Linked DNA regions of Homo sapiens: region 2 is linked to region 1. A link is an interaction called in ENCODE POLR2A ChIA-PET data of the cell type or tissue named here. Cell type or tissue: K562. All regions are shown on one strand. Each heading gives the region's core, and the rest is flanking DNA. Links, peaks and the distances in the headings are about the cores only. Region 1 overlaps LINC01344 (long intergenic non-protein coding RNA 1344). Region 2 overlaps LINC01344 (long intergenic non-protein coding RNA 1344).

Evidence for each region. ChIA-PET counts read pairs that join two places held together with the same protein. Peaks named below come from ENCODE experiments on the same cell type or tissue, not always from the same donor. Only the 100,000 strongest peaks of a DNase experiment are listed, where the experiment ranks them.
Region 2: POLR2A ChIA-PET joins it to region 1 with 10 read pairs; 4 of 35 experiments call an interaction of 5 or more read pairs at or near these places.

What each region holds. Positions count from the first base shown.
Region 1 is chr1:182,295,048-182,306,477 of GRCh38, reverse strand. All of the region lies in intron 2 of LINC01344 (long intergenic non-protein coding RNA 1344), which reads left to right. Among named protein-coding and RNA genes, the nearest start is that of LINC01344, 13 kb to the left of the region's middle. RefSeq lists a silencer at 2,445-2,494 and an enhancer at 4,252-4,769. In K562, for the core only: a CTCF peak has its summit at 4,535; DNase peaks (open chromatin) are centred at 4,537 and 6,297; H3K4me3 peaks cover 235 bases.
Region 2 is chr1:182,231,157-182,242,586 of GRCh38, reverse strand. All of the region lies in intron 2 of LINC01344 (long intergenic non-protein coding RNA 1344), which reads left to right. Among named protein-coding and RNA genes, the nearest start is that of LINC01344, 77 kb to the left of the region's middle. In K562, for the core only: a CTCF peak has its summit at 6,160; a DNase peak (open chromatin) is centred at 6,176.

The DNA of each region.
Region 1 (11,430 bases), core at 3,644-8,643:
AGTAAATAATACAACAAAAACTTAGAATATCAAGAGTTGAAAAGGTTGTAGAGCAATGGAACTCTCATATTCTGCTGGTAGGTGGGTAAATTGGCACAGTAGATTACTGCAATCACTTTGAAAACTTTTTGGGCCATTGCACTCCAGCCCGGGCAACAGTGCAGGAGTCTGTCTCAAAAAAAAAAAATTAAAAAAAAAGAAAACCTTTTGGGCAATATCTACCAAAGCTGAACATAAGCCTACCCTATGACTTAGCAATTTCATAGATAGGCTTATAACCAACAGAAATGTGTAAATGTATGCACCACAACACAAAACTTTTCACAGAAGTTGTACTCCCAGTAGCCCCAAATTGGAAACAATCCACAAGTCCATCAATAGTAGCATGGTGTGGCAGATATAGTCAATGGAATACTATACAGTAATGAAAAAGACCAAATTATTATTAAATGCAAAAGTATATATGAATCTAACCCATATAATTTTGAACAAAAATAGCTAGACACAAAAAAGGACATATTTTATGATTGTATTTATATGAAGTTCAAAAAAGAAAAGCCCAAGTATGGTGAAAGAATTTAGAATGCTGACTACCTTTGGTGGGAGTGGGGCCAGAGGTTCATCGCAATGGGGCAGAAGGCAGTGTATGAGGTGTAGATAATGTATATATTGATCTGAATGGCAGCTTTATGGTTGTATATATTTGTAAAAGTATATGAAGTATCATTCAAAGATTTGGGCAATTCAATGAAAAAGTTCAGGGAAAAAATGTTAGTTAATAAAATATTTGAATTGTAATTCTCACCATTTGTTTACAGTAGAAGTTGGTAGAGTATTGTTTTACTCATATTTGCGTGTTTGATGAACTCAGCTTACTAAGTCATTGTGATGTTTGCTAACTTAACTCTTTCAGATATTGTTTGTAGGAATATTAGAATTTCTGTGAAATGTCAATGATTTATGGGATCTAGAATATTTAAATTTGATATAGTCCCCAAAAATACAAGGAGTTAGGAGCTCTCTAAGATCCCTTCTGGTACTAAGATATAATGACCTGTCTGAGATCAAATATATATTATTAGTGACATATATTAATGTAATAATTTGATTATAAAAGTAATGAGATATAAAAACCAGTTTGAAGTCATGTATAGTAATCATAATAGTATCATCCTTTATTATAAATGCACATTTTGAGTTTTGGCTTCAGGACTGTTGACTAGATTTATATTGACTGCATTTTTCTTCAGAAAATGTTCCAAGTATTTGGATCTTATATTTTTGGAAGAGATTTTTCATATATTGTATGATCAGCTACTTACAACATATTGAATGAATGAATGAACAAAAGAACATGTTATTCATTTTTTGATGCTTGGTGCTAGGGTCGTAGTAGTAAAAAGGCAGACCAGCTCCCTGCCCTGATGGATGCTTAATATTCTAGTAGGAGAGACTGACCTTAAACAACTGACACAAGGCATTTGAGTGCTAGGAAATAAACATATAATCTGATCTAGGGGTCTAACCAAGCCTAGGGAATTGAAAAGAGTTCCCTGAAGAAGCTGGCATCAAAACTGAGAGGAGTTCAAGGTTGCCAGATAAAGTGTGAAAACTGAGGCCTCTAGGGAGAGGATTAGTACATTTCAAAGCCACAAGGAGAGAGAACAGCATGTTGCTTTGGAAGAAAAAAATTCCACTTGTTTGGACAAGAGAATTGGAGGAGAGATCTAGCAGCTATTAGATGTGGAAGGTGCTGTTTGTTCCTACTAAGGATACTGAACTTAATTCTAGGGCAAGGTGAAACCACACTGAAGGTTTTAAGCAAATGTATTAATCATATTTGTATTTTAAGAAATCAAACTAGAGTAGGAAAACTCTCTCTTTGGTAGAACCTGGGGATAAGAAGTAGAGCTGGAACTAGAACCCAGCTCACCAGGGACCTGGTCCCACACTACCCTAAGTTCTCCACTTTTTGTTGGTCTCAAGCTAAAGTAGGAAAGAAAGCTTGGTGTTAGAAGAGAAGCTTGAGAGTGCAGCCGCCCCCTTTTCCTTCTTCACTGGCACCGTGCCATTCACTGGAGAGAGAGGAGGACTGACTCCCTACGCAGACCCATGGCAGACCCCTTTACAGAGGTACCCATCCTGTGGGGTGTACCCTCACTCCCCCAGGGACTTTTCAATCTTTTTGTTGATTTTCTCTAGAAACACTTTTTTGGCAAGAGCAAAAACCCTGCAAATCATGGGTTCCTGTAAGACCCTCTTGGAATTCTGTGAAAGGGTAAATGTGATCTTGGAGAGTTATGAGAATGGATTGGTCTATTTTCGGAAAACAGCACCCAGTGAATTGAAAGCAGAAGTGTTTTCCAGGACAGACAATTGGTGTTTAAGAGAGAGAGAAAAAGAAACGAGGAAAGCATAAAACAGTTGTAGAAATGCCACTTTTGAAAGTGCATGCTTTACTTCTTGTTTCTATTTCTTCAAATCCACTGACTTCTGAAACCATGTAAATTTGTCTCTGCTCCTATTACTCTACTGAAATGTTTCCTGGCTAAGTCACCAATGACTCCTTTTTGCAAACCCAACAGCTGCTTTTTGGTGCCCATCAAAACCAATTGTCTGTCTTGGAAAACACCTCTGCTTTCCAGTTTATTAACCCTAGGCACTGAGTTCTGGAAGCAGGCCAATTGATTTTTATAACTCTCCAAGGTGACACCCTTTCACAGAATTCCAAGTGGGCTTTATGGGAATCCATTATTTGAGAGAGTTTGTGCTTTGTGGGGTTTTGTTTGTTTGTTTTTTTTTTTTTAATTCTCTTGACCCTCTCCAGTGGCAGAGAAACTTCTGAAACATCCTTCTTCGAGGCTTTGGCAATACTTTTCATTCTGGGTTCTCCTTTTTTCCCATCTTAGTTGGCTTCTCTTGCCTTGCATCCAATTAGATGCTGGTATTCCCTAGGATTCTAATTGTAGATTATTTTTTCCACACTTGCTGAGCCCATGCATGAATGATGCACGGGTCCTCTGCTGTCATGCATCATATACTGAAAGTTATTAAATGTCTATTTCTAGCTCCTGCATCTTCTGGGCTCTAGACCTAGAGTATCAGTAATTGCCTGCTGGATTTCTTAACCTGGATGACCTAAAACCATGTCATATGCTACAAGTCGAATACCACATTATAAGCCCAAATATCTTTTTCATCCCCAGTCAAACTGCTACTCCTCCACCATTTCCTGTCTCAATTAATGGCACCAATATTTGTCCAGGTACCCACTCCAGAAACCTGGGATTTATCCTCATACTCTTCCCTCTCTTTCAACTGTGAGTTCAATATATTGTGAAGTTCGATGAACTCTACATCCAAGATCTTTCTTCCCACCACACTTTGCTATCATCCATCACCCATGACTTTTTTGTTGTTTTGTTTCGTTGTTTTTTTTTTTTTTTTTTTTTTGAGATAGAGTTTTGCTCTTGTTGCACAGGCTGGAGTGCAATGGTGTGATCTCAGCTCACTGCAACCTCCGCATCCCGGGTTCAAGCGATTCTCTTGCATCAGCCTCCCAAGTAGCTGGGATTACAGGCATGTGCCACCACACCTGACTAATTTCATATTTTTAGTAGAGATGGGAGTTCACCATGCTGGTTAGGCTGGTTTCGAACTCCTGACCTCAAGTGATCCCCCCATTCTGGCTCCCAAAGTGCTGGTATTACAGGCATGAGCCACCGTGCCCAGCCCTTTTTTAAATCCAGGTTTTCTTTGTGTCAGCACATCCCTCCACGTTGCTTCCCATAATGATCATCTTCAAAGCACACATGTGATTTTCTCTCTCCCCTTTTAAAAATCTGCAAAGACTCTCCATCACCTCCAGGATAAAGTGCCATCCCCTGAGGGTGGTACAGAGGCTCCTCTGCAGTGCAGCCCCAGCTTGTCTCCTGGAGTCTCCTCCTGCACTCCCTGCTGATTGAACATGCCATACATGTCCTCCTCCCTCTTTGCTTTTGCCACTGTTATTTTCCTGTTCTACCAAGGATAAACCCTCTCTTCTCACCTAACCAACTTTCCCCACTCTTCAAAGCCTCCTAGGCCAAAGCTGTCACCCCCTGTGACTTTTCTTGATGCTCCTCTTCAAAACCTAGTAGAATAAATTATTTTTTGTTCCCTCAGCGCTTTGTTTATGTCTCTGTATAGGAATTATTGGATTATTTTATAACTACTTGCCTTTTTGTTTGTCTCTCCCTCTCTCAGGGACCTTTCCTTATTAATACATTACTGTAATTCCAGAGTGCCTGGCATATAGCAAACACTCAATAATGTATGCATTTTAATGCTTCCTCACTCTCTTCTTTCTAACCCCTTTCTAGTCAGCTGATTAAGGTATAAACAAAACCCAACTCATATTTTTTCCAGCTGAACCAGTTCAAATGAACACAGCAGGCCCTGAGAAGTTGTAATAAGAACGAAAGATCAAGGACTTGGAGAACAAAGAGCACATTGAGTTGTTTCAGTAGTGTTGACTGGGATTGCACCACCCCCAAGTGCTTGCTCAGAAAATAACAGTAATGCTTTATAGCCTAATCTGGTCTTACACTTTCCAAAGTGGAGGCCAGCTGGTGTTAACAGCATCACGGTGAATAAGCCAAGTGGTGTGTGTGGTGTGTGTGTGTGTGCGCGCGCGTGCATGCTGGTGAGGGTTTTTCAGTGACAGAGAAGGTGTTATCTCTATTTGGAAGGTGGGAAGCAGGGCTGGAATTGGACTGCTGATCCTCTAATGCAAGGCTGATGAAACTTTTTTTGTAAAAGGCCGGATAGTAGATATTCTAGGCTTTGTGGGTCATACATCTGTGTTGTACCTGCTCAGCTCTGTCATTGCAGCGGAAAAGCAGTCTTAGAGAAGATACATAAACAAATGAGTGTGGTTGTGCTTCAGAAAACTCATTTATGAACACTGAAGTCTGAATTTCATATGTTTTTCATGTGGCATGAAATGCTATTCTTGTTTTTGACTTTTCGTACCCCAGTGATTAAAAAATTTAGAAAAATGTTAACTCTTGGGCTAAGTGGGCAGCAGGCAGGATTTGGCCTGCAGCCATGCCATCGTTAGGCCCCATGCTCTAATGCTTAGTTCATCACGACATACCCGGAGTGGCTGGATTTGGGGTGGGGTCATACGGAGGGTGCTGACCTTATGCAGTACTGACTACGTGCCAGTCTCTGTGTTTCAGCACGGTGCATATGCCCACTCATTTCTTTCTTTCTTTCTTTCTTTTTTATTCTACTGCGTGTTCTCTGAACCTGTCATTCATTTCTTACAACAACTGTGTGAGCGAGGAACTAGTGTCACCCAACTTGGCAAGTGATCAGACTGCTCACCCAGCTTGTAACTGTCAGTGTCAGACTTTTACCCAGGTGTCTGGTTCTGAGGTGCATGTTCTTACCACCACATCCTACTACTGCCTCCTATAGCAAAATATCATTGCCATGGAGATCATATGTGATGGGTTATGTTTTTCAAAAACACAGACATTCTTATCAAAATGGGGTCAATTTTCCAAAAAAAAAAAATTGAGGACAAGGAGGACCGAAGGACAGATGTTGACATATCCAGCTGTGGGAAGATTGGCTCAGAATCCCCCAGGACTTAATATACTTTTCTGAATTTGTTATTGAGTTCTTTCTCCAGAAATTTGGAGGAATGCAGATAGTCCTCTTACCCTCTCAAAAGATCTTCCCTCTTGCTCCCTTTCCACCCACCCACCCTCCACCAACACACACACACACACACACACACACACACACACACAGAGTTCCTAGTTGTGCATATTAAACTACTGTCAAGTAATCTATTTGGCATTAGTAGCTAAAGAACAGATGTCAACTTATTGCTGCTTCCAGAGGGCCCTGCCAGATGAATGCAAAAGTTATCAATTCTCCCAGAAGGAATTACCCACAACACTTTTGTGCCTGCCCTTTCCTCCCTGCTGTTTCCAGTTTCTTCTCCTTGGACACCCACCCACTCTGAATCCAACACTTGACAGTGGCTCAAGGCTCTGACCACAGTGACAATGTAAGAAGAGTGGGTGGTCTCAGCCACCCTCTGCAGTTCTGGGAAGTTTACTCCAAGCTTTGCTTCTCCCCAGCCCCCAATTCCCCCTTCCTCCCTGACCTCATAAGCTCATTCCCTTCAAAAATCGGGGTGTGTCTGTCACCCCAGGCAGCAACAGCTGCAGGCCCTGGGAGCTCAGTGGATGGTGATGCAATTCAGTTGGGGGTGGGGGTAGAAGCTGGTGGCTGGGTGAGGGAGATAAGAGGAAACAAAAGGCAGTTAAAAAGATCTGTCAATGAGAAGGATGGTTAGAGCCAGAGGAGGACGTGGGTGTCCCTGAGCTGATGTGAACCTTGCCTCAACTCCTTGGCTTTCTCCCAGTCCTTCTCTTCTGACCCTCAGGGGTCCCTGGAAATCTGCTACCTCCTGAGCAGGGCACTCTCCTCTCCTCTCCCCTCCCCTCCCCTCCCCTCCCTTCCTCTCCCCTCTCCTCTCCTTTCTCTTTCTCTCTTTCTCTCTCCCTTCCTTCCTACCTTCCTTTCTTCCTTCCTTGCTCTCTCTCTCCTTCCTTCCTTCCTTCTTTCTTTCTCTCTCTCCTTCCTTCCTTCCTTCCTTTCTTTCTCTCTTTCTCTCTTTCTTTTTCTTTTTTGAGATGGAGTCTTCCTCTGTTGTCCTGGCTGGAGTGCAGTGGCACGATCTTGGCTAACTGCAACCTTCACCTCCTGAGTTCAAGTGATTCTCCCGCTGCAGCCTCCTGAGTAGCTGGGACTACAGGTGCCCGGCACCAGGCCAGGCTAATTTTTGTATTTTTTTTGGTAGAGACGGGGTTTTGCCATGTTGGCCAGGCTGGTCTCAAGCTTCTGGCCTTAAGTGATCTGCCCACCTTGGCCTTCCAAAGTGTTGGGATTACAGGCGTGAGCCACCGTGCCCGGTCCAGGGTAGTTCTAATACTTTCCCAGTAATCCCCTTTTTATCTCCTTTGCCTTGTTCCCCTCCTACTCCTCGAATCTTTTTGGAGCAAGCTCTGGGGGCACATTTAGGTTGGGGCATAGCTGTGGAGCCACTGGCCACAGGTCTGTCTCTGAGCTTGGTCCTACAGGCCTGTATATGCCTGAGCCACCTTTTCCATAGGGCTTTAGCTCACCTTCTGCCCTCATATAAGGGTGATGGCCTTCGCCAGACACTGTGCTAGACAACAGGAGGGAGCGCCTGTGCCATGGGGTTGGAGGATCTGAGGGCCTTAGTACTGAGGTCACTCCTCAACTTTCAGGATTTTTTTTTTTTTTTTTTTTTGAGACAGAGTCTTACTCTGTCGCCAGGCTGGAGTGCAGTGGCACGATCTCAGCTCACTGCAACCTCCGCCTCCCCGGTTCAAGCGATTCTCCTGCCTTAGCCTGCTGAGTAGCTGGGACTACAGGCATGCACCACCACGCCCAACTAATTTTTTGTATTTTTTGTAGACACAGGGTTTTGCCATGTTGGCCAGGATGGTCTTGATCTCTTGACCTCATGATCCGCCCGCCTCGGCTTCCCAAAGTGCCTGGATTACAGGTGTGAGCCACTGCGCCCGGCCAGGTCACTCAGCTTTCTTCTGGGCTTCTTGATGACACTGGGAGACAGGGAAAAGTGTTCTACATTTGAAAAACAAATTAAAAAATTATTAATCCCCACCATTACTAGAGTCACATTTGCTCACAGTAAAAGACTTGGGCAGCACAGAAATATACAGGAAAGAAGAAAGCAAAGATCACCTGTAACTCCAAACCTGGAGAAAACCTCTCTGGGCATTTTGGTGTATTTCCTTCTCTCTTTGTTCAATGCCTATCTTTATCTCTATCTCTGCTTATAATGCATGGTGTCTATTGGACGTCGTGCTTGTCTCCCCATCCACATTGGCATTGTTTTCTGAGTATTTCCCATTAAAAGTTCTTCCAAAGCAATGATCATTTAATGAACAGGTATTCACCTTCCAAGATGAAGACAATGTTTTTATCTAGGTATTAGCATTGAATTAGTCTTGACTAAGACAATGTTCTTATCTAGGAATTAGTATTGACTATATTAACATCCCCATTTAACACCACACACACACACACACTCATACATACACACACACACACTCACACATACATACTTCTGTCTGAAAGTTTATTAGGAAGGCAGGTAGATGAAACAGCCCTCACTGCAAGGCACAGGCCCTTTACGTGAGATCTATGGGGAGGATGTGGGGCAGGAGGCTGGGGTAAAACATGGGCCTGGGAACATGGCTTCCAGCTACTCGTTGCCCCTCTTGAAATTCCCACCCCTTGACCTAAGAGCTTCCTCTGGGATGGAGTGTGGACCAGCTACCTGACAGGTGGGACCAGGGCTCAAAACTATGTGGGTGACAGGGTGAGGTGGCTCATGCCTGTAATCCCTGTACTTTGGAAGGCCGAGGCGGGCGGATCACATGAGGTCAGGAGTTTGAGACCAGCCTGGGCAACATGGTGAAACTTTGCTTCTACTAAAAATACAAAAATTAGCTGGGAGTGGTGGCATGTGCCTGTAGTCCCAGCTACTCAGGAGGCTGAGGCAAGAGAATTGCTTCAGCCTGGCAGTAGGGGGAAGGGGGGCAGCAGTTTGCAGTAAGCCGAGATCTCGCCAGAGTTTGCAGTAAGCCGAGATCTCGCCACTGCACTCTAGCCTGGGCGACAGAGCGAGACTCTGTCTCAAAACAAAAACAAAAACAAACAAACAAAAAAACCCTATGTGTGTGTATGTTTTGATGCTCAAGAAAGTAAAATGGTCTCTGCAAAAAATAAAACTGGATTGGACAAGGGAGTTTTATCTGTTTTCCTGAGAGTGCCAACATTATGCTCCCACATCATTGTTTATATTCCACATTGCCTGGATTGCCCTTAATCTGGCACATACTCCAGAACAGAATGCACTGTTTTCCTCAGTGATGGTGGCCAGCATACCCTGAAGGCCACCAGCACAGCCTATGTGTCCAGTCTCCAGAGGCAGGACAGAGGTAGTCTTTTGGATTCTTTGGGACTAGCACAGGACAGGATAGTGGAGTGTAGGTGGGGAGGGCAGCCAACAGCAGCTGTGAACCCATCTCAAAGAAATCCCACACGAGGCTGGGCATGGTGGCTCACGCCTGTAATCCCAGCCCTTTGGGAGTCCGAGGCAGCCGGATCATGAGGTCAAGAGATCAAAACCATCCTGGCCAGCATGGTGAAACCCTGTCTCTACTAAAAATATAAAAATTAGCTGGGCATGGTAGTGCACGCCTATAATCCCAGCTACTGGGGAGGCTGAGGCAGGAGAATCACTTGAACCTGGGAGGTGGAGGTTGCAGTGAGTCGAGATCGTGCCAATGCACTCCAGCCTGGTGACGGAGTGAGACTCCATCTGGGGAAAAAAAAAAAAAGAAAAGGAATCCCACACGAGCTTCAAGGGGGTGTCCCAAGGAACGGCTCTAAGACTCTAAGGGTCATGTTTCTCAGCTTTGAGGGTTAGCAGCCAGACGACCCAGGGACTGAGACCACTGGAAGTGGGAAAGAAGTGAGTAGAAAAATGAGGGTGAAGATGAAGAAATAGGAGAAGGGCTGGATTACTCAAGAGGGATACGATCATTCTGAGCCATCCAGAAAATGAGGGAATCATCAGGGTTTTGGTGGGGTTTTTTTTTTGTTTTTTGTTTGTTTGTTTTTTGAGATGGGGTCTTGCACTATCTCTCAGGCTGGAGTGCAGCTCACTGCAGGCTTAAACTCCTGGGCTCGAGAGATCCTCCTGCTTCAGCCATCCAAGTTCCTAGGACTACAGGTATGCACTACCACACCCAGCTAATTTTTATTTTTTGGAGATGGGAATCTTATTTTTTTGCCCAGGCTGGTCTTGAACTCCTGGCATTAAGCCATCCTCCTACCCCAGCTTCCCACAGGCATGAGCCACTGTGCACAGTTTGGGAACCATCAGTTTTTTAAAAAATAGGATTTAATATTTAATATTTCACAAAGAGCATCTATGTATTGCCTGAGAGGATGGGGGAGGGTAGGGCAAAGGTAGAGAAGGGGAAGGTAATCCCTCACTTTTAGTAATTAGGGCCTCAGTTATTTTTAGTAATGCAGGCTCAACAGGTCCTGAATGGGCAGGAAGGAGATGTTAAAGGAGGAAAAAGAGAAAGATGGAAGATAAAAAAAGATAAGAAGATCAGTGTGGTGGCTAACGCCTGTCATCCTAGCACTTTGGGAGGCCAAGGCAGGAGAATTGCTTGAGCCCAGGAGTTCAAGACCAGCCTGGGCAATAAACAGTGAGACCCTGTCTCAGAAAAACAAAAACAAAAACAAAAACAAAACAAAAAATTAAAAAAGGAGAGAAAGCAAGTATGAGTATCCATTGGCAAATATATACTAAGTGTCTACTATGTCTTAGGCTGTGTGCTAAGAACTGGGAATGTAGAATTAAAACTTTCTGATCTGCTGAGAGAGAGAAGAAGGAGGAGGAGAAAGAAGAAGCAAAAGCAAGCAAGAGAGACAGAGGAAGGAAGGAAGGAAGGAAGGAAGAAGGAGGAGGAAGAGAAAGAAGGAAGGAAGAAGGAGGAAGAGGAAGAAGGAAGAAGAAGAAGAATGAAAGCTTTCAAGCCCTGCCTTCAAGGAGCAGTATGCCACAGAAACTTGGTGTACAGATTGTCACTGGTTGTGTTACTGGGCTGCTGCCGAGCTGCCATCCCTTTATGGTTGCTTGTTCTTCAGGAGGAAGTCCAGTCTCCACTGTTAGATGTAATTTGTCTTAGAATCTTTGGAGGGGCCGGACTCTATAAGGCAAACCAAACAAATATCCTTTTTCTTCATTTAAATAGGGTCTGGCATGTTTAACATTCATTCCTTTTTTTTTTCTTTTCTTTTCTTTTCTCTTTTCTTGTCCTTTCTCCTTTCTTCTTTCTTCTCTCTTTTCTTTTTTCGTTCTTTCAGATGGCATTTTGCTCTGCTGCATAGGCTGGAGTGCAGTGGTACAATCTCGGCCCACTGCAGCCATTGACTCTTGGGTTTAAGCAATTCTCCTGCCTCAGCCTCGGGAGTAGCTGGGATTACAGGTACACACCACCGCACTCAGCTAATTTTTGTATTTTTGTAGAGACGGGGTTTCGCCGTGTTGGCCTGGCTGGTCTCAAACTCCTGTCCTCAAGTGATCCGCCCGCCTCAGCCTCCCAAAGTGCTGGGATTACAGGCATGAGCCACCATGCCCGGCCTCATTCATTCATTTTTCAAACCTCGAGGTTACACCTTACTACTAAAGGCATGCTACAAAGGATCTATCTAACCATTTTTTTTTTCTTGGCACTTTAAAGAACAGGGACCCTTATGACAGCCTCTCTCTGAGGCATTGACTATCTTGGAAAC
Region 2 (11,430 bases), core at 3,755-8,754, 64 kb after region 1:
TCACATTAACAATGATCATTGCTGTCCGATGGGCTCCTGCATCCTCCACCCTCTCTGTGAGATCTCTCCTTTAGGTTTCATCAGGAATCCTCAGGAATCTTTTGCATGTGCCCACATGATCCCGCATGGACTCTGCCCCATGAGGGTGCTGATGTCTGCCAACGCTGCTGCCACCATGTCCCCAAAGATATAGATAGTTACAGTCTCAGAAGAATTCAAGATCCCCCAAATGCTGCAGGATTAGCACAGAAGCAGACAGAATATTGCTCCTTCCCACTTTAGCTACCTTTTCTCCCCCGGCATCAGATTGTGCTGTTCACATCTCCCCTAGCTTCTGAAAACTGGCTATTGCAGCTTCAGTGTACAGTTTCTTTTTACCTGGAGCCAAGGGAGGAGCCCGCTGATGTCTGAAGTACCCAAGCCGGCTCCACTCCAGGGTATAGACTCCCACCACCAAAATCCCCTTCCAAAGTGACCCTTGCCCCGCCTTTCTGTGACACACACGCAGACAGGTCTGAATTGCTGAAATGAACGCTATTTAGGCTGAACTGGGGGCCCTGATATGCTATTTAAAGAAAAAAGAAATGAGAAATCATAGGAATCTTGAAGCTATTCATCTTGAAGACCATTCACGGAAGCAGTGAAATTAAACATAGCATCCTTCAATATATTCCCTCCAAACATAAACTTGGGCTATTGTTCCTTCATAATGCCAGTTTACCTCTGGGAGTTTGAGAGGCGGGTACTCATGTCCTCTCAGCACAATCACCAAAGCACTGCACCAGGTATCAGGAGGAAACAAGAACAAATCTATTGTCAGGAAGCCTGAGGGTTGACCCAAACACAGCAGAGCTATGGAAAATTATTTTGGAAACTATTTCTTACATAGCTGCCTGCAGTTGTTCAACCTGATTCTTAGACTGGACTGGAAGAGGAAAACCACTCATCATCTGAGAAGCCTTCGTGTTGCTATTTTATTAAGGACAGAAACATAAAGAGAAAAAAATCCATGGTTCTGCCTCACTTTCTGCTCCCTCCTTGACTTTTCTCTCCAAGTCTCAAGTACTCTTTATGCTCTGTGGGCAGTCGTCAATAGGAAAAAAGACTGATTTGATTTAAACCCACACCTTACTTTTAAGGAGCTCTTTCCTGCTCACCTGCTCATTTGATTAACTGGGGGCACAAAGAGGGTAGGAAATCCAAGAGGCAAAAGTAAGGGACCCCAAATGATGCATGCAGAATCTTTAGTGGTGAACTGTTGGGCTAGAAAAGTTGTCACCGTGGAATCTAAAATGGGTCCTGTTGTTTGTAAGATCCTTTAACCATCCTACTTCTCTTAATAACCATGTGGGCTATCCCAAAGTAGATTCTGGTACCCTATTAGAAGACACAGAGGGTATTATGGATGTGTGTTTAAGCCACAGTTTGAGCAAGATTGCATTTCTGTAGAATCATGATCTATGAAAACTTTCTGGCTGAACTGTTCATGTTACTAGTAAATCAATTTCATCAATTTCATTTTAAGAGAGTGTAGGAGAAGCTGTGGAGGAATCCTGCCAATGGCAAGAGTGAAGATGAAGCTCTATATGAAATGAGGAAAGGGGCAGACCTGCCACCGCAGAGCTAGCCCATTCTTATGGATGAAAGCCAGCTTCTGGGCCTTATTCATTCATTCACCTTTCATTTATTTGCCCATCCATCCACTCCACACATATTTCTGGAGCCCCTACTAAATGCTAAGCACTGCAAGTCTTAGGGACAGGTCAGTGAACAAAATAGACAAGCTTGCTGTCTTCTTGGAGCCTGCAGCCTGGAAAGGGAGTCAGACTAATATGACACAAATAAATTATGCAATTTTGATCATGGTAAGTGTTAGGAAGGAAGAACATAGGGTGCTATGAAAGCAAATAGGAAGAATGGTGAAGGGTCAGAAAAGTTTCCATGAGGAAAGCTGAAGGGTTAGCCAGATGAAGGAGAGGGGAGCCTGGGGAAATGATTTAAGCAGGAAATGATCCATGACTGAAGGGAGAGGCAGACAAATATATGTGTTGTGTGTGTGCGTGCGTGTGTTTGTGTATATGAATCTCAATGAAATGAAATCATCAGTAAGAAGCAAGTAGGCAAAACTCAGTGAAAAGAAGGGAAAACAAAATACAAATCAACCCCAGTAGGGCAAGAATATGCTCCTAAAAGTTGCCAACTGTGGTGGCAGGAGAGTGAGTGCAGGGTGCCCTCCACTCAGGCTAGCTTCCATCCCTCCCACATTGAAAGCAAAAGGCACGTCGTGGAAGGATGACATTGTCTTTCATTACTGAATCTCCAAATGGCTCACTGAGTCAGATGGATGCTGTGAGTTCTTTATACATTTGATATGTTTATCAATGAGTAGAATGGCAAAGTTGGAGGTGGATATGAAACTAAAATTACTGAACATCAATGTTGAGGCAGGCAATGGCTAGGCACTTTGTGGCCATTATTTCATTTAACATTTAAATAGTCCTGCCAGGTGGATACTACACATTTTATAATCAAGAGAGGAACAGTAGTTCTGGGAAGGTGACTAAAAATGAATGAAGATCAACCCACTTAAGTTGGTCTGGCTTCCATGTCGTGGAATTTCTGCAGTGCCACTCTGCTTTGCAAGCTTAGGAGACCCCTGTTATGGTTTGAATGTTCATCCCCTCAAAACTCCTGTTGAAACTTAGTCCCCAATTTAGCAGTATTGAGAGGTGAAGCCTTTAAGAGGTGATTGGGTAATGATGGCTCTCCACTCATGAATGAATTAATCCATGTATGGATTAATGGAATAATGGGTTATCATGGGAGTGGCACTAGTGGCTTTAGAAGAGGAGAAATAGGCCAGGTGCTGTGGCTGACTCTTGTAATCTCAGCATTTTGGGGGACTGAGGCGGGAGGATTGCTTGAGGTCAGGAGGTTGATACCAGCCTGGGCAACATAGAAAGACCCCATCTCTACAAATAAAAACTTTAAAATTAAAAAAATAAAAAGTGGAGAAAGAGAGACCTGAGCAAGCACACTCAGTCCCCTCAGCATGTGATGCTCTACACCAGGCTGGGACTCTTTAGAGGGATCCTCTCCAGCAAGAGGGCCCTTGTGGAATCCTGAGCCATACCCTTAGACTTCTCAGCCTTCAGAATTATAAGAAATAAATCTCTTTTCTTTATAAATAACCCAGTTTCAGGTATTCTGTTATAAGCAACAGAAAATAGATTACAGCAAACCCATAGAACTCATTTGGTCCCAGTCAATGTCCTCCTCCAGAAAATAACAGAAAATAAAAAATAACAAAAAAACCCAGAAAATAACAAATTTTCTGGAGGAGGACATAGAGGCTTACAAAGTTTAAGGGATTCATGTAAGCCTGGAATTATGGCAAATGTAAAGTAGACCTCTGTTTTCACATTACTAATCCACACATCTTTCCTGTTTCTTACTGTTTTATAAATCTAGTAAAAACACATACTTACCTGTGAATTATTAGTTTGCCAAAAGTACATATACATTCATTATTTTTCTTGACTTATACCATTTTTTCTTGAGTTATCCCTGAAAACTTCAGAGTTGAAATATGTAGTGGGAACATCTTTTCAAAAAACAAAAACCCTACTATAAAATATATTTTGTAATGAGGCAATCATACTTTTATTATTTTTCTATTTTGAACTTTCTTAAAGCAGGAGATGTTTGTGTTGGACAACCAACTTGTGTTGTGCCTTTTATATAATATTCTATATTATATTATATTATATTATATTATATTATATTATATTATAGGAAAGGAAAAACAAAGAAGGAAAAACAAAATACAAATCAACCACAGTAGAGCAAGAATATGCTCCTAAAAGTTGCCAACTGTGGTGGCAGGAGAGTGAGTGCAGGGTGCCCTCTACTCAGGCTAACAAGAGTTTTGAGGGGATGAACATTCAAACCACAGCAGGTGTCTCCTAAGCTTGCAAAGCAGAGTGGCAATGCAGAAATTCCATGACATGGAAGCCAGACCAACTTGAGTGGGTTGATCTTCATTCATCTTTAATCACGTTCCCAGAACTACTGTTCCTCTCTTGATTATAAAATGTGTAGTATCCACCTGGCAGGACTATTTAAATGTTAAATGAAATAATAATATTCTATATTATGTTATATATAAAATTATATATATTCTATATTATATTATATAAAAGTTGGTTGTCCAACATAAGCATCTCCTGCTTTAGGAAAAGAGGAATATAATATTCATCTAATAAAATGGAAAGTCCTAAATAAAGTATGTTTACTTTGTTAGCTTCTCTAATAAAATCTCAAATCCAGAATAATATCTTGGTCCATACATCAAGTCGGTGAAATAATACCATAGAATCAGAAAATAGAAAATGGTAACCAGTGCTCCATTAGGGAAGAATTCTACATTTGCGATCACAGAGTCGCTTCTAATTAATTGGTTTTGACTTTAGACATATTGTTTCACTCTTCTGGCCTCAGATTCTACATCTGGAAGATGAAGGGGTTATAGCTGATGGTCTCTGTACATTCCCCTCTAGCTTTCAAGTTCAGTAAGATAATGGGTCTTGAAGGTATATTTACAACCAGCCCATCCTTTCCTTCTTGGTCAATAATCCCCAGCTGTCATTCTCACCTGCTAGTTGTCCCTTAACTTCAATTTCCCACTCTTCCCTATAGGATCTTAGAAATACTAAAGGGAACATCTAATATTCACAATTCCTGGGCCTGAGCACCCCCTGGGCACACAGAGATAAACTGCTATAGCCCTGGAAGAAATCAGGGCTCTGGGAAGCCGGGGTCTAACTAAAGTTAGCACCAAATCCCTGAACTTCCCTGTGTGTACTATGAGACAAGAACTGTGGGACTTTCCTGACTTGGGCAGGAAAGGAGCTTGGAAGAATGAGAGGGACTGGGTGGCAAGCTCTATCATCAAACAGGCGCTGCAGGGGCTCTGCAGGGCTGTCCCCAGACAGGTACATTTGGAAGGGAGGGAGATGAGGTAGGGACTTGGCAGATGCCCAGTGGGTGTAAGTCAGTGGCCACACAGTGAGTGTACAGGGGCTAAAGGGCAGCCACTTGAAAAAATGTGCTGTTCAACTGAATAAGTTCACAAGGAACAATCCAAAGATTACTAAATATCAATTATTTGTGTTGCCTGAATTGTCCTCCAATCCCAATAAATATCATGCGTGCATTTCAACAGGGATTTTATCTTCGTGTATTTACCATTTTTGATGCTTTCTTTCATTTCTTTTACTGGTTTGTATACACACCTTCTGCGTTTGTAGGCCATATAACCATTATTTTAAGCCTTTTAGGATATGGCTGTCCTGTAGTGAGGCACTTTTTGTAGAGTATGTGCATGAGCCTGCGTATGTGTGTGGTGTGTGTGCGCTGCGTATGTTTGTGTCTGTGTGTGTATATGTGTGTGTGGTGTACGTAAGTGTCTTCATGTGTTTCCGTGTATGGTGTATGTGTTGCACGTGGTGATGTGTTGGGTGTGCACGTTTGTGTGTGCATATGTGTGGTATATGGTGTTTCTCTGGGTCTTTGCATGGTGTGTCTCTCTGTGTATTTGTGTTACATATGTTTGTGGCTCTGTGGGTGTTTATTGGGTTGTGTATGTGTGTAGTGTGTATGTTTGTGTGTGTTGTATGTGTGGTGTGTGTGTCTCTCTGTGTTTGTGTGTGGTGTGTATATTTGTATCTGTGTGTATGTGTGATGTGTCTCTCTGCGTGTGGTCTATTTGTGTGTGTATTTGTGCTGTGTATATTTGCAACTCTGTGGGTGTTTATGTGGGCTGTGCATGTGTGTAGTGTGCATGTTTGTGTCTGTGTGTGTGTGATGTATGTGTCTGTGTGTGCTGTGTCTATCTGTGTGTGTATTTGTGCTATGTATGTGTGTGGCTTTGTGGGTTGTATATGTGTATGAGTTAACTCCTGTGTGCAGACTGCAGCCCCTCAGGCCTAGACTCTGGGCTCTTCTCTCAGGCCTTAGCATCTATGCCAGGCAACTGAGATTTCTCAGGCACTCCTGGGAACTGTGCCTCATGTCCCAGAGAGCGTGTGGAAAGCACTCTCTGCGGCAGGTGTCTGACAGCCTGCAGGGTTGCTATGTGCCTAGGGTGTGGCACACAACCCCTCTGCGGAGGATGAGTGCCTGTGGTTATCAGCAGAGTCAGTGCACTGAAGAGGCCATTATCACGGGCACCGGAGTGCATGAATCATGGGGTATGTCATTTTCTATTTTAGGAAGAAAAAGAAAACATCTCGAGCGAATCAATCAATTCTCATTAGGCCCATTCATAGCCACATTGCCTGGTCCTCTTTCAGGGGCTGGAAGAAGTGGCCCACATCCAAATCCACCATTCAATCCGTAGGCCTTTGCCCCATATTCCGGCCCCATTTCCTTGCTTGATGTGTGCACACAGCTCTGCCTCATGCTGTGAGTGTGCATACCTCCTCCGTGTCCCTCAGTCAGCCTCCTGCCTCCTGACTTGGGTCGCACTCAGGAGGTAAAGACACTTTCTCTAGGCCACAGCATTCTAAGTTGGTGTAATTTTCTGTTTAAACTCATGATGAATGAACTCTAACATTCATTCAGTAGGTGTGGCCACATGCAGAGTTAGGCATTCAAGATGCAGGGAGGATTAGAAAAAATGGTAGTTAAGGGCATAGACTTTGATTAAGATAGAACCTGTTTACATTGCTTCTTCACCCCTTCCTCTGTGACCCGGGGCAGACAAGGTAACTTCCTGAAGGCTCTGCTTCCTCATTTGTGAAATGGGCACTTACCTAACTGTGGTGCTGTGAGGCCAATGACAGCTGAAAGTGCCAGCTGTGGTGTGGATGGTCACTCAACCTTCATTCCTGCCTCTTGCTGGGTGAAGTTGGAAAGCTGAGCACCATGATTCCAAGGCTCCTTTGCAGTCGGGGTTCTAGAAGCAAGCTGTCTTCTGCCAAGTAGAGGCACTCAGTGCAAGATGTGCAAAGCAGAAGCTGCACCCCTTTGTAGCCATTTTGCTGGCCAGCAAAGCTGGGGAAATAGGAGGTTTTTCTGCATCAGAGTTCCAGAGTCCATTCTCCAGCTTCTTGGGTATCGAGAGGCAGGAATTGTAGCAGAGGCAGCAGTCACTTCTGGATTCCAGCACAGCTCCAGAGGTGCCCTAGAGGTGGTGGTTAATTTCTATACTGCTTTGTGAGCCCCAGCCTAGAACCTGCTCCTTCAGCCCTTCTAACCGTTTTGCAAGCACATTATCCCTTGACTAAATCCCTTCCTACTCAATGTAAGTGAAGCAATTTCTGTTTCCTGCACTGAATCCTAACAGATAAAGCTATTATTATTTGTATACAGAAGAACAAGTTAAAGTAATAGCAGCTGCCACATATTGGTTATACCATAAGTCCAGATTTTTATAGATGGTATCTAATTTCATTCTCCCAGAAAAATCACACAGCCCCTGAAGGGTCTAATCAGAGTGTGAACCTAGGTTTCTCTGGCACCAAAGGCGGGGTGCCAAACCATTATACTCCTCTGTTCATGCTCTGGAAGAGCTCGCAGGTCAGGAAGGATGCATTCTGGTGAATAAATGGCTACAGTGCAGTGAGAGAGATGCTGAAAAAAACTGTGGGCCCAGGCCTATGGAGCCCAGATGAGAAAATGCCTAACTCTGCCTAGCCTCGGAAGTCCAAGATGGAGTGTGATTCCCACCTTGGCAAGGAATCATGACCTCCAGGCTCCTTAAGATGTTGGGGACCTCTGCCTTGAAGCTCCAATATCCTGTTTCTCAAGAAACCATGATTTAGGAACTCCACAGAAGGAAGAAAGAAAGGGAAAAAGGAGAGAGGGAGGGAGAAAGCGAAGCAGGGAGGGAGGGAGGGAGGGAGGGAGCCCTAGCCTGCAGCGGCATTTGGCTACCTGGGGGGCTGAACCCTTTGTATCCTATTCTCAGCTCTTTTACCCAGGCTTTCAGGTACCATGGTTTTCTCACACACCTGGCCTTGCATAGATTGTACCACTCCTCACCCTTTTCTAGCACCTGGAAAATGGGTTTGCCTTTATTTGGTGGTTCCTTTTAATGTCTATCTTTTCAGGAATTGAGATAATTTTTCCTCCACCCTAATTTAAAGGCTTATGAACATATGTAAAAGCTTAGGAGTACCAATGTGTTTCTGAAAGGTTTTTTGTTTGTTTGTTTGTTTGTTTGTTTGTTTGTTTTGAGAAGGAGTCTTGCTCTGTCACCCAGGCTGGAGTGCAGTGGCACGATCTCGGTTCAGTGCAACCTCTGCTTCCCGGGTTCAAGCAATTGCCTGCCTCAGCCTCCCGAGTTGCTGGGATTACAGGCGCCCACCACCATGCCCAACTAATTTCTGTATTTTTAGTAGAGACGGGGTTTCACCATCTTGGCCAGGCTAGTCTTGAACCCCTGACATCATGATCCACCTGCCTCGGGCTCCCAAAGTGCTGGGATTACAGGTTTGAGCCACCACGCCTGGCCTGAAAGGTCTTTTAATACTGAAAAAACAAACAAACAAACAAACCAAAAAAAAACCAAGACTTATTCAGCTGCATCTCTAAATGAAACATGCATCCCAGCAAACAATCATAGCTGGCCTCCCTTATTAGGGACCTGGAGATCCTAGGCTATAGGAAATACATATCCTTTGCATTTGTATGCTTGAAATTTACAAAACAATTTTTAGTTGTTTTGTTTTTTAACTCTCAACTGATTTTTTAAAAAAAGATACAACCGATTGTTTGATCTGCTGCCTGCAAGATATTTTGAATAGGCACACTATTCCTGTTTCAGAGGAGTAGGTTGAAGCCAGAGTCCCACATCTTGTAAGTGACGGAGTTAATTGATGACTCTGAATTAGTGCATTTCCCTATTTTCCTTGAAAGTAAACCTTTCCCCAGAGCTGCTGGAATAAAAGGTATGGGGGTCTCTTTTTTGCTCTTCCTCTGCCTACCTGAAGCATGTGTGAGGAGCTGGCTCTGTTTCCCTGGCTGGAACCTGGAGCAGGAAGTCCCAACCTGTGGCATCAGCTCTGGAAGTAGAAGCAGGGTCCTGTGGAGGAGGTGGTTCCAGATGTAGGGCCTCTGATTTCTTGCCTCTCAGCTCCCTCATTTTCAGGGTTTGCTACCACCCCCTAATTTCCAGGTAATGGTCTTGTAAAATTTTATGAATTGGACCATCAGGAGTGATGTGGTTAGGTTTTATGTACCCACCCAAATCTCAGCTTGAATTAGAATTCCCATAATCCCCAGGTGTCAAGGGAGAGACCAGGTGGAGGTAATTGAATCATATGGGTGGTTTCCCCCATGTTGTTCTCGTGATAGTGAGTGAGTTCTCACGAGATCTGATGGTTTTATAAGGGGATCTTCCTCCATTGCTCTCCTTTCTGCAGTCTGGTGAAGAAGGTACATTTCTTCTCCTTCGTCTTCCGCTATGATTGCATGTTTTCTGTGAGGCCTCCCGAGCCATGCTGAACTGTGAGTCTGTTAAACCTCTTTTCTTTATAAATTACCCAGTCTTGGACAGCTCTTTATAGCAGTTATAAAACGGACTAATACAAGGAGCCTAAACCTTGAGCACATTTTCTAATTTCTAGCCCCTGGGTAACTGGCTCCTCTCTCCACATTTAGCCCCATGCCCATGTTCAGACCCTTAGCAGAGCCCTGGGCATGGGGCCAAGGAATTGCAGAAGATTCTGGTCCCAGGACAACTGTTAAATGATTTCAGAAAGGTAAAGACCACCACATATGTGCACCTCAAAATAGTTTCAGGACACACAGGACCTCAAATACCACAGTGTTTTATAGAGGGCACAAAAAGGGGGCTTAGAAATTATTAAGCCTTCAGAAGAAAAGATGATAGGAGGGAAGTAACAGTGGAGATAATGAAGCATTTGTAAGATAATGATATCAAAAATCACATTCAAATAGTATTTGCTGATTTCAAAAGCTTTCTCACCTATATTATTTCATGTAATTCTCAAAGTAATAGTCTAAAGCTGGGTGCTGTGACATGCTCCTAAAGTCCCAGCTACTTGGGAGGCTGAAGTAGGAAGATCATTTGAGCCCAGAAGTTCTAGGCTGTGGTGTGCTATGAATAGCCACTGCACTCCAGCCTGGGCAACACGGCAGGACCCTGTATCTTAAAAAAAAAAAAAAAAAAAAAAAGTAACAGCCTTGCGAAGTAGGCAGAGCAGACATTACCATGCCAGTGTAAAAGACAAAAAGCCTGAAGCTTGGGGTTGGGGTCTTCTGATCCCAAATCTAAATCTCCAGTGAAAATTAGGAGCAATATTGTATATAGCAACATCAATTTAAAAAAAAACTCTAATGTCCCAATTACCTGATTCTGGTTTCTGCCTGCTCAGTCTCCTGCAAATTCCCTCTTGATTGGTCCTCGGAGTCCCCAAGAGGTATTTCACGTGTGTGCTCAGGAATAAGTTTCCCTTCCGATGGCTTCCCTGGTTCTGGGGCCCTGATGAATGTCATACTGCCCTGGATCACTGCCCAGACCCCACTATGTGGCCATCACCTCCCTAGAGCAGTCCTCTTTCCTGTAGCCACAGGCCCCACCCTTTTTCTGGTAGCATTCACTTCCATTCCCCGGGATGTCAAGGTTATTTGGTGGTCTATGGCAGAACAGGAGAGAGTGGCTCTCTCTTCATGGAATTACACTTTGTTAGAGGCTCCCAGAGCAGTGTTAACATGATTCCAATGTGAGAGAGGTTAACTCAGACACCTAGGTCAGTTTTTATCTCTCCAGGGGGAGGGCTTGGGATGGATGCATTTAACAGCCATGCAATTCTGTAAAGTTCCACTCAGTATCTTTCCTCTGGGGCTTTATTCCTACCCTCTCAGTCTCTGTCAGTTTCTTAGTCAACTCAGGAACCAAATGGAGTCAAGTGCATATTTTGGATGAATTCTTTGTTGCTCAAAACTGAGGAATCAAGCAGAGTGGGACAACTCATTGTTCCTTAATCTCTTAATGCTACTATTTGGGTAGAGAGGAACTCTTGTCTTAATCCCCGATACATCAGTGTAGTTTGAAGCACTCGCAATCCAGTGACGAAGAAGATGGGCACAGTTCCTGCTGCCTTGGATGCTTCAGTCTGAGAGGTCGATGGTACCGTGCCTGCTTTCTTCTTTAGGATGAATGTTTCATGGGAAGCTTATCTAGATTATTCACTCTCCTCCTACTCCCCTACCTGTATCCTCCACCCACGCTCCCAATTTACAAAAAAAATTTTTTTAACTGAATTTTTATTTTAGATAATTGCCAATTAATGTGCAGATGTAAGAAATATTATAGAGAGATCCTTTGTATCACTTATCCAGTTTCCTCCCGTGGTAACATCTTGCAAAATTATAGAATAATATCACAACCAGGATATTGAC